Linked DNA regions of Homo sapiens: region 2 is linked to region 1. The links are chromatin loops, found by intact Hi-C in ENCODE. Cell type or tissue: mammary epithelial cell. All regions are shown on one strand. Links, peaks and the distances in the headings refer to the core of each region. The heading gives the core; the rest is flanking DNA. Region 1 overlaps TENM2 (teneurin transmembrane protein 2). Region 2 overlaps TENM2 (teneurin transmembrane protein 2).

Region 1 (5,384 bases), core at 73-5,072:
TATTAATACTGCAATGAAAGTAACATGACATTCAAGGCTGATCGCTGGCGTAGCAAGTCCCTATTCCCTTTCCAGGTAAACTGGTATACTGCACACATTCTTTTCAAAAATTTCATCTTTTGAAGATATTAAGAATATGGAACACTCTAAGTCAGGGAATAGTACCTTTAAATACCTATAGGGACTAGGCAGGAAGGTGGAGTGGGCTAGCTAAGGACTGAGTTGAGGTGAAGAGACTAGGGGGCAGCCCTCACTCAGCACCAGGTCAATTTGATCACGTGGGAATGAGGGAGAGAGCTCAAGGCAGCCGTAATTTCTAATTTCTCTAGAAAAGCTGGAAATCTGGACTTGTAGATAAAATTTCCTAGTTTTTAAAAATGTTGACAATTCAAAATGAGATTTATATATATGTATGTGTGTATACACACATATTTGCGTATGTATGTGTGTATACACACATATTTGCGTATGTATGTGTGTATATATGTGTATATGTGTAATATACACATATATATCTATTTTAAAATGAGAGTGAACAAAACACACCTGTGAGCCCACTCAGCTCAGCAGGTTGCTAACTTCTTTCCTCTGAGAGATGAACCCTGAGGACTCGGTCTCTGGAGAAGGTCATGGCAGATGTTTTCAAGCCATGACCCCGACTCCAAATTGCATCCTGCGTTTTTTTAAATAACAAAATCCTCTATCCTTGCAGGAAAAACAAAGGAGAGCTCTCCCTTGGAAAATATCCCCTTGTAGATATCGCTGTCTCTGACAACTCCACACAAGGTTTTCCTAGCAACCGATTCTCAATCTACAAAATGAAATATTTTAAGCATAATGAAAATGAAAGTAGTTTGCTATGCGATGAAGCCTATAATTTCGTTTTAATGGATGCTGAAACATGACTTTTAATTTGTGTCCTTTGAGAAAGTTTTATTTTTTGAAGCTTCCAGTCAGGGCTGGCAGCTCACCAGGTGACTGCTGAGCCTTGTCATTTTTGGCCCCTGCCAACTTTAAAAATCCTCAGCCCCTGCTGTCCTGGCTTTAAGAAGTTGGCTCAAGTCATTTAAACAAGCAATTTGACACAAATTTCAACTACTTGTCTCCTTATGTGGCCGGGCTACATCTCCAAAAGGTGTAATCTACATTCTGGGGTTCCTGTGCAGGCTGCAGAAACATTCTGAAGAAAAGACAACATGTCAAGAAGATACTAGGTTTGGAGAGCATCCTGACCAACAAAAACAAGAAGGAAAAATGTGGAGGAAACAGGTTCCTTGAAGTTCGCATCTCTAGGCTGAAATTATTTGGGTGATTTTTGTTTTCTTTGTGATGTTTAGAAAAGGACAGTGACAACAAAAACCCAGTGGGAAATACCACTGTACAGTTGTATAGATTTTAAATCATGTCCTCCAAATGAACCTGTAATTCCTATTTTACATTATGCATCAGTGACATTTTAAATATATCTTTGGGAGAGTTTCATAGCTGTAGCAGGCTATTATATTTTCTGGCATTGTTGTCTGTCTAGTAATGTATTATTACATAGTTATTTAGCATTTGTCTGTCTCATATTAGTGGAAAGAGGTGGGAAAGGGGGGTGAAATGATGTAATAATGATCCTTCAGGGATGCTATCCAAGCCCCTCACACATGGTTAATGAATTCTCATGCCTTTCTTTCCCCCTCTCTCAACTCCCATCCAAGTGGTGTCATTATTCCCCATTAGTTAGGTAATTACGAGACTTGCCTCAGGAAGATGGGGCGGGTCAGTGCACAAGTGAGAACCTGCCCTCCCCAGCCCTAAGTCCTAACTTTCCATCTCCCTCTGTCCTGGCCCCCCACCCTCCCCTCTCCAGACCACACACTCTTCTAAAGTACAAAGAGGCCATATAAAGGATTTAATTCCCTAAATGAGATACCAGACCCTCCTCCTTCCTGTGTATTCACTCTGAGCTAAGTTCTCCTTATCTACTCCAGCTTGTGTGGCCCTTGTGAGGTCCATCTGTGTTATGCGTGGGCAGAATTCCTGCGGTTGCTTGTGTGCTGACAATATCCAGGGCTGGTCCCCAGGGGGAAGAGAAGCACCGACCTGGGTGCCATGTGTTATGTTCCAAATAAAATGAATTGGGAGTTTTCCAGTTAACTAGAAGAGAGGTCAAGTTCTCTTTTCATTTATCCTAATGAGAAAGCCTAGAGCTTCCTGGGGGAAATGGAGAAGGAAGAGTAAGGGAAGATGGAAGAATACTTAATTCTCCGCTCACCCAGCCCTCCTATAAAGCAAGATGATATTTCATTGCAGATAGATCAAATTATTGACAGCAACAAAAACAAAAATTATCCAGCGTTCTCGGTATTGGAAGACATTCTCCTCCTAACTGTTGCTCATTTTCACCACGGCATTGATTATATTTGCTCATTTGTCTATCTATCCTGCAGTCATATTTCCCAACGAGGTGCAGGAGACAGAAGGAAAAGACAATTACAATACAGAGTGGTAAATGTGACCCCTGGGATATATACAGAGGAATGTGGGAACATCTAGGAGGGGCATTTAGCTAGAGGTTAGGAGATAAAATCTACAGAACTGGGTTCAAGAATTGAGTCTGCCACTTTCTAGTTGTGTGAACCTGGGCGTGCTACCTCATTTCTTTCATTCTCAGCTTACTCATCTGCCAACTGGTGAAAACAGCAGTAACTACCCGCTAAGGTTGCTGTGAAAGTTAGAGAGGAAGGATGAATGTAAAGTGCTAAGCATGCTGCCTGATGGTTGGCAAGTCCCCGAAAACCAAGTGTAGAGAACAGTGATGGGTTCTTTCAGGGATGAAAGGATGGATAAGACATAACTGCAGCTCTCAGGGACCCCAGATTTGAGTAGGAAAATTAAATCCAAATTTCATCTATCTAGGGCAGATGTCACAGACTGACAGCCCTCAAGCTGAATATTATCAAAAATTCAAAGTTGAGATTTTGCATAGTGTTCCAGATTTCTGACTTCTCTTGAAAGCAAAACCAAACCCAAAATATGGAGTCTGTATCCCCTCAAAACAACTGGATAGAGCTGAATGCTGTGAGGGGTGGGGTGGCTTATCTGATTTGCCATCAACCCTAGCGATCCCTGTTCTCGTAATTTAGCTGGCTGTATGTATTTATGTTACTGACGCCTAATAGTATGTTTTTGACTCCTAGTTTCACTCGGGTGCCTTGGTATTCAGTATCAGTAACGTACCTCTAGTATGAAGCACCTCTGCTACAACAAATGATCACAAGCACCTTTTTGCATTTATCACTTTTCACTACAGTCATCCAACACACTTGCTGGGTGGGAAGGTTTTCTGTTTCAAAAATGCAAACAATGCTGACAACATGCCCTCTTGCTTTCCAAAAAGCCAAAATACATGAAAAGCCCTTCTGTAAAGCAACTGATGTCTTCAACTTACTATGAAACGGAGATGAATAACTCAGCTTGATGAAGGAACCCTCATGTCCACTGTAAGTTCCATACATTTATTGGGTTTAATTAATGTGCATATTACTAAGAGCTCTTCTATTACATAAATATGAAATTACATAATAATGCAATTTAAACATAAGAAACTATATAAGGTAAATTCTTACACAGTATCAACCTAATCAGTATGCTATTAGTAGACAAAAGGCAACTGTCATTAAAATATTGGTGCTGACCTGACACTGCACCTGATTTACCTTCAGTCCAGAACCTGGAATTTATTTTTAGGTACTGCGTGGCTTTTAGTCCTAGGAAGAAGGAACTGTCTTATTGGCTCTTTACTAAAAACCAGGGGAGGTATAAGTAAGGTGCCTGGAAATGATAAGTGAATTTATAGACAAGATGTTTCCTGTATGTTTAAAAATCAAGGGCTTGAATGAGCACTGCTGTCTGTCCTGCTAAAGAATGGTCTGTGCTTCTGCGCTTTTAGATTTTCTGTGGGACAGTTGTTGCCAGTTGATTTTGAGAGGGATGCCAGTCACATAGTCTGTCCTTCCTAAATGCCTACCGGTTGGCAGTGAAACTTGAGAAAAATGAAGCAGTGCTTCTTTGTTGAGTAACGATACCAATTCCCATAAAGTCAGATGTGGGAAGTGAAAAACCTTGGCATATCAACTTTTGTGTTGACTCCATTAGAGTTGCTCACACGGCATGGGGAAACAATCAATGCCCACGTTTTAAACAACATATAAAGGAAGACTTTCAGGGGCTCTAAGGAAGAAATTGTTAATAATCGACTATTGTTGTTGCATTCTGCCTAAATAAACAGCTGGAGGACGTGTTTAGGTTGGGTCTACTTTTGCCAAGCATCGACAAATAGATGGGGTGGGAAAGCAGAGACAAATTAAACCAGGCTTGTCTTGCGCCATAGTCTTCACCAATTTTTCCTGGTGATTAGAAATGATGATAAAATATATGAAAGAAAAAAATAAAAGTCAGGGCCTGCCTAGCTGCTAATAAATCACTCATTCCTGGGAATGGCATGCCAATGGTTGGTCTTTAAAATTTTCAACTCCCTCAGACCCTCAGATGACAAATTAACCACAAACTCTTTGCCTTCTTCTCTTGAACCACCTTTTAGGGCAAGTTACATCTCAATAGCAATTTAAAGTTTCTAAAAGAGGAGATGGTGTTGGCAGAGACTTGAGAATCTCTGGTTGATGATAACTGGCACCAGGACACCCTGTTCAAATTTGACCTTGAATTGGCCAGAGGGAATTGGGGGTGAGGATTTTCAAGAATAACAGTGTCTGGTTAGATCCAAGGAGGACAGAGTCTGTTGCAGATGTTCAGGCTAGTGGTTGGCTTGAATCCCTGCTTGGCCACTGACCAGATGTGTGGACACTGGAAAGTGACATATTTTTCTTTCTGAGTCGTTCACTTGTAAAATGGATATAGTAATCTTACTTCTCATACATGATTGTTAGGAGAGTCAAATGGAAATATATTTTTAAGGAGCCTAGCACAATTCATGGTACATAGCAAGCTATTAACACATATTATTATGATTATTACTATTTGATATAATTAATCATTCTGATAATAGCAATGGCAGCTATAGCAACTATGACTCTGAGGAAAATGATTAGTACCTCCTAGGGCACTGTGGGCCCAACTTTTCCAAGTCCTTTGAAATGGCAGTTCTTGGAGGGGGATATTCAATGAACATGCGGCTGCATTTGGCTGCAAAATCATCAATCTCTGACCCCTCCACCTTCAAATTTGGCCAGCAGGAGGGCAGAGTGACTAAGTGACGTGGCCAGGAGCTATTAACAGATAGTCTCAAGAGTGTCTCTGTAAGAGCCCACAAAAATAAAACGGGATTCAGAACTGCTCCATTTCCATAAGCAAAACAATTGATGCTGATGATAACAAAA
Region 2 (5,384 bases), core at 315-5,314, 190 kb after region 1:
AAAAGGAATAAAGGGTGGGAAAAAAAGTCTGACAGTTCAATTGAATTTTGGTAAAGTATTTCCTGCACATGGCAGATGTTCTGTAGCCCCAAAGACAGCAGCTTTTGGAGCGGAAGATGTAGAGGACTTGTAGAAATTCTTCCAGCCACAACTGCAGGAGGAATCCTGATTGCCTTGCAACCTCTATGTAAACTTAATGAAGCATTTTTAGCTGGATGTTTTTAAAACTGGGTCAAAGAAAGGGGAAAAACACCCTGCATGCTGATGCTACTTTATAATAGATTGAGTAAGTTGTGGTGGTAAATCTGTAAAAGACTTTGCCTAAGCACAGAAGTGAACTGGCACAGCAAAAGCCTTTCTGATAAGCAGAGATCAATACCAGGAGAATATCTAAAATTGGCTTTTCATGCCTAACCTCACCATTGCCAACTGACAACCAGAGCACTGCAGACTGGAGCACCTGCTTAAATCACCCAGGTTTTCACATGGGCAAGAGAAATAGACGAAAATAACGAGAGGAAGGGAGGGAAGCATCTCTCTAGAATATGATTGGCCATCACAAATATTATGTGTTCTTTTTGATCCTTAATGTAGTTTAGTCTACCTGATAAAGAAGCTTTGATGCTTTACGCAGTTGAAAAGCAGAAGATTAGACATAAATAAGTTCTCCCACACCTAAGAGTGAAACAAAGGTCTTTGGGGATGTGCAGGAGGGGATCTTTTGTCCTCCTAAGGAGCCAGGGATATTCTTAGCTCACTTGTAGAAAACCTTAGAGCTGCGTATCCATGCACGTGCACGTGTGTGTTTATATGCATGTATGCATGAGAGAGAGAGAGAGGAGAGAGAAAGAGACTAAAAATTAGTCACTTCACTTTGATTTTTCTTCCAAAGAGCCATCTGAGAATCAAGAACTATGTGTTTCTCAACCTAGCCCCAAGTCAGGCAGCGCTTCTGCATGTACTTAATTCTTTCTAGCTGAGGCGCTGGTTCCAATGGCACTCCTAGCTCGTTGGTTGAAGCTTATTGATGATTCAAAGTTGAGGAAACTTTTTCAATCAGCGATATTGCTGGAAGTGGCCCTTCTGGCACTACCTCTGTGCTTCTATCTCTGGCTCAGCAGATACATGATAATTGCTGAATGTGTCTATGGAAGGAGGAATGGCAAGGCCACAAGAGCTCTGTACAGCTGCTCAGAAGCTTGGGGAGTGAAGTGAGAAATTCCAGTTCCCTTGGAGGGCCTGGGGATGAATTCTGTGACTTCTCATTAGGCCTGTGGTCCTCAATCCATGGTCTGCAGAGCCATTTGTGGGTCTGTGTAAGTGCTACTTGATGGTTTTCTTTTTATGCTTTCAACTTAATAATTCAAAACTAAAACAATGACCAGTTAGAAAGCAAAACTTCCCTTTTGATATTTTCCCTTTTAATATTTGGTATTTTGATAGAACATGATTTTAGGATGATTTTTTTTTTCTAATAGCAGTCCATATTTCTCCATGTGGAGAAATATAATATTGGGTCTTTTTTAGAGGTTGAAGAATTTCTTGGAGTGGCCTCTTTGGGACACTTGTTTCCTCGTTTATTCTGCCTACCATGTATCAGACGGCATTCTGGGTTGATGGGGTAGATCAGTGAATAACACAAACACGTTTCCTGCCCTGGTTGAGCTTATATGTTAATGGGTAGAGGCAAACAGACAATCACATAATCAATAATTACATAGCATGTTAGAAACTCAAAACAAAAAACAAAAGTAAAAGTAAGAAAATAAGCAGGGGAGAGGAAACTGACAGTGAAGATGGTGGATGAGACAGAGGATGATCTTTATTTTTAAACAGCTTGCTCAGAGTAGGATTCATTTTTACAAAAGACAGAAGAGGAAAAGCAGAAAGTTTAGATAGGAGAAGGCATTCACTCACTATCTTAGTCACCCGTAGACCTGGACATTTCCGCCACAGAGACATTTAGTGGGTCACTTGTTGGGCAAGGACATGGACATTGCAGCAGGACATGAACAGAACAGTAAGGCCAGGTGCGGTGGCTCACCCCTGTAATCCCAGCACTTTGGGAGGCCAAGGTGGGCGGATCACCTGAGGTCAGGAGTTCGAGACCAGCCTGACTAACATGGTGACCCGTCTCTACTAAAAATACAAAAATTAGCCAGGCATCGTGGCACGCGCCTGTAATCCCTGCTCCTCAGGAGGCTGAGGCAGGAGAATCACTTGAACTTGGGAGGCAGAGGTTGCAGTGAGCCGAGATCATGCCATTGCACTCTAGCCTGGGTGGCAGAGTGAGACTCTGTCTCAAAACAACAACAGCAACAACAACAATAACAAGGCAGCTGCTTGTGGAACCTGTTGTTGACACTTACCTATTTACAAGTCCACCTAAATCAAACTGGCTGTCCACTCTAGGGACAATTACCAATGATCAGAATCAGGCCAACAATAAAAATTCTAATAAAGGCAAAAGAGAAAACAAGGAGAAAGGGAACAAGTGGGAGAAGCCTCGATTGCCTGCAATTGGATGTTAGGGCCTAAGTCTAACTCACAGAGGCCACAGAGCACCATGCACTTCCTCCTATGTCCAATGCCTTCCAACAGTGTATTAAATTCTTTCCTTGCCTGACCTAAAGTAATAACAGAAAGTGTCACCATCCTGAACAACAAAAGATGGGATGACTTAATTTCTCTTTCTTTCAAAGGCATGTGACAGTGCCCTATTTAATGATAGAAGAGAAGAAACTGGTTCTAGGTAAGAGAAGCCACAATTTATTGCACCCTTAGGAAGACCAGGAGCAAAGCCATTGAGGATAAAATGTACCATGCGGAGTTTTAACCAGTGAAGAGCTGGGCATAGCATTCCACTTAAATAAGTCAGTTCAGAAATTTAGCTCCTCTCTCCAAATACCTACAGTGACTACCCAGAGATGTAGAGCTTAAGTACAGCCACCGCTCTAGTAAGCTCAAGTAAGACCATGCTCAAGTATAATCAATTTCACATTTCTGAATATTTATCAAATATGCAAAAGAAAGAATCAATATCTGAAAAACAGAATCTATGTTTTTTTAAAAAATCACACCTTATTTCACACTTCGGAGCTAAAGAAATACTGTCTCCAGGTGGGGTTTGTCAGCACCTTTGTAAACTAGCTCTTGCATAATTATTGTTGTAGGAACATCCAGGCTCATGGCTGTATCTCTCAACAATAGATTGATGGGGCAACAGCTTCCATGGCCTCCTCCCAGGTCAACCAGCCAGAAACTGGACACCTACCCTGCTGGAAGGGGGCTGATTCACAGCCCTCCCAGGTGGATTAGAGCTTCCTGGCACATCCAGGCTTGTCCATCATGATGTTGTCTACATTCCTTTCCCATCTCTCCTCACGTCCCTCTGGTGACTCATATATACCCCCACTTACCTGCACCTCCCCACTTCCCCTGTAACTCTTCAGTGTTCCTGGGAACTGATGACTTTATCCTCATGAAATTTTATGACAGCGTGCAAGGCTTGAGAAAATCTGAAAATTTTTCCACTTACAAAATCAGAGTCCTGATAAATGTTTCCATGTACAGAATGTGAGTCCTAACAAACAGCCAACACTCATAAAAGCTAACATTTATGGAGCACTTACCATGTGCTGAGCACTTATGAACATTTAACACCCTCATATGTGCTAAGTTCTTTGAAGGAACTGATATGATTTAATCTCCACAATAGCCTTATTGTTATGAAAGAGGATACTGAGACACAGAGAAGTTAAGCAACTTGCTAGTTAAGTAATCTAGTGTCAGAACTGGGATTTGAACCCAAGTAATCTAGTATGTGTCAGAACTGGGATTTGAACCCTAAGCAACTTGCTAGTTAAGTAATCTAGTATGTGTCAGAACTGGGATTTGAACCCAAGATGTTGAGTCTATGTTTTTAACCACTGCATGCTACTGTTATCTACTATCAAAATTGTGTGTTTATGAAACAATTATTATTTATTCAAAGTATCAAGGTATCCATAGTAAAAGCAGTATGGTGGAAAAGCAAATAGAATAGGGTTAAGGAGACAGAGAACTAGCTGGGCTATAGTTTTAGCTTTAGCTGTTTCTGTATCAATCAAGGTCCTAGCATGAAAGCAGATGACACCCAAACCTGGCAATATGAGAGAGTTTAATAAGGGGACTATTTAAACAGTTGTGGTCAAGGTTTCTGGAAATCAGAAGTTATGTCAGTGTGCATGGCTCGAGAAAATCAGCGAATTTTTTCACTTACAGAACCAGAGTCCTAATAAATGTTTCCATGTACAGAATGTGAGTCCTAACAACCAGCAAGTGCTTATAAAAGCTAACATGCAATGATCTAGAGCTAAAAAAAAGTGGAAGTGATTAGAAGAATCCAGAAAGAGAAGACTGTATGGAGAGGGCTACCTGGGAATGTCTGTCTCAGATACAGAAAAACAGCCTGCTATAGCACAATGACAAGGAGGAAGCTGGTAGGAAGTGCTCCTGCCTCTCTCTCTTCCAAGCTGGTAGGAAGTGCCCCTGCCTCTCTCTCTTCCACCTTCTATCTTCTGATCTTCGATCTCTTCCCATTGAGCCAATCAGCTAGAGGATAGAGCACCCACAGATCCAGTCTATAGGGTCAGCTTCCAAGGCAGAGAGCAAGATATTGATGGAATGAAAGAATGTGAAGGACAAACAGAAAATATGCAGCACAGTCACCATCATGGTAAACTGGGACAAATCTCAGCCTCCCTGGGAACTGATTTCTTGGTCATCATAATGACACTATAGGGACCACATGCAATTTAGACTGCCTTCCAACTCTGACACTGTGAGGTTTTATGAACCCACCCTCCATCAATTTCCTAAGAGATTTTCAGGATTACTTTAAAAAGGAAAGTATAAAAGACAACCCCACAGTGCAAACTCTGGTAGATTCTACATCACTTTGCACTTATGTATTGACAGATGCATGAAGGCAAACTGTGGCTGAGGTGGAAGGGCATTTGTCCATGCCACAGGGTAACCAAGGCATACTTGAATGCTCTAAGAAAAAGACTTCAGAATATTAAAATTGTTCCAACAAAGAATTCTTCTAATGTGAAACCCCTTGTTCTCTTTCTGAAGCAAAAGAAAGGGTATATGAGATTAGAGAAATGCAAATCAAAACCACAATGAGATACCATCTCATGCCACTTAGAATGGTGATCATTAAAATGTCAGGAAACACCAGATGCTGGAAAGGATGTGGAGAAACAGGAACGCTTTTACACTGTTGGTGGGAGTGTAAATTAGTTCAACCATTGTGGAAGACAGTGTGGTGATTTCTCAAGGATCTAGAACCAGAAATACTATTTGACCCAGCAATCCCATTACTGGGCATATACCCAAAG

The links. A loop is a pair of places that touch in the nucleus more often than their neighbours do. Peaks named below come from ENCODE experiments on the same cell type or tissue, not always from the same donor. Only the 100,000 strongest peaks of a DNase experiment are listed, where the experiment ranks them.
Region 2: a loop joins it to region 1, with 2.1 times the contacts of the local background. A loop is called at or near these places in 1 of 110 quality-filtered maps.

Annotation. Positions count from the first base shown.
Region 1 is chr5:167,946,920-167,952,303 of GRCh38, reverse strand. The region is part of intron 5 of TENM2 (teneurin transmembrane protein 2); the gene reads right to left. TENM2-AS3 (TENM2 antisense RNA 3) reads left to right here. Exons shown (of 3, transcript XR_941186.3): 2 at 3,386-3,488. Among named protein-coding and RNA genes, the nearest start is that of TENM2-AS3, 4.0 kb to the left of the region's middle. In mammary epithelial cell, for the core only: a CTCF peak has its summit at 2,054; a DNase peak (open chromatin) is centred at 1,993; H3K4me3 peaks cover 223 bases; H3K27ac peaks cover 2,627 bases.
Region 2 is chr5:167,757,591-167,762,974 of GRCh38, reverse strand. All of the region lies in intron 4 of TENM2 (teneurin transmembrane protein 2), which reads right to left. Among named protein-coding and RNA genes, the nearest start is that of TENM2-AS4, 100 kb to the right of the region's middle. In mammary epithelial cell, for the core only: no CTCF peak of the experiment used is centred there; a DNase peak (open chromatin) is centred at 3,344; H3K27ac peaks cover 3,481 bases.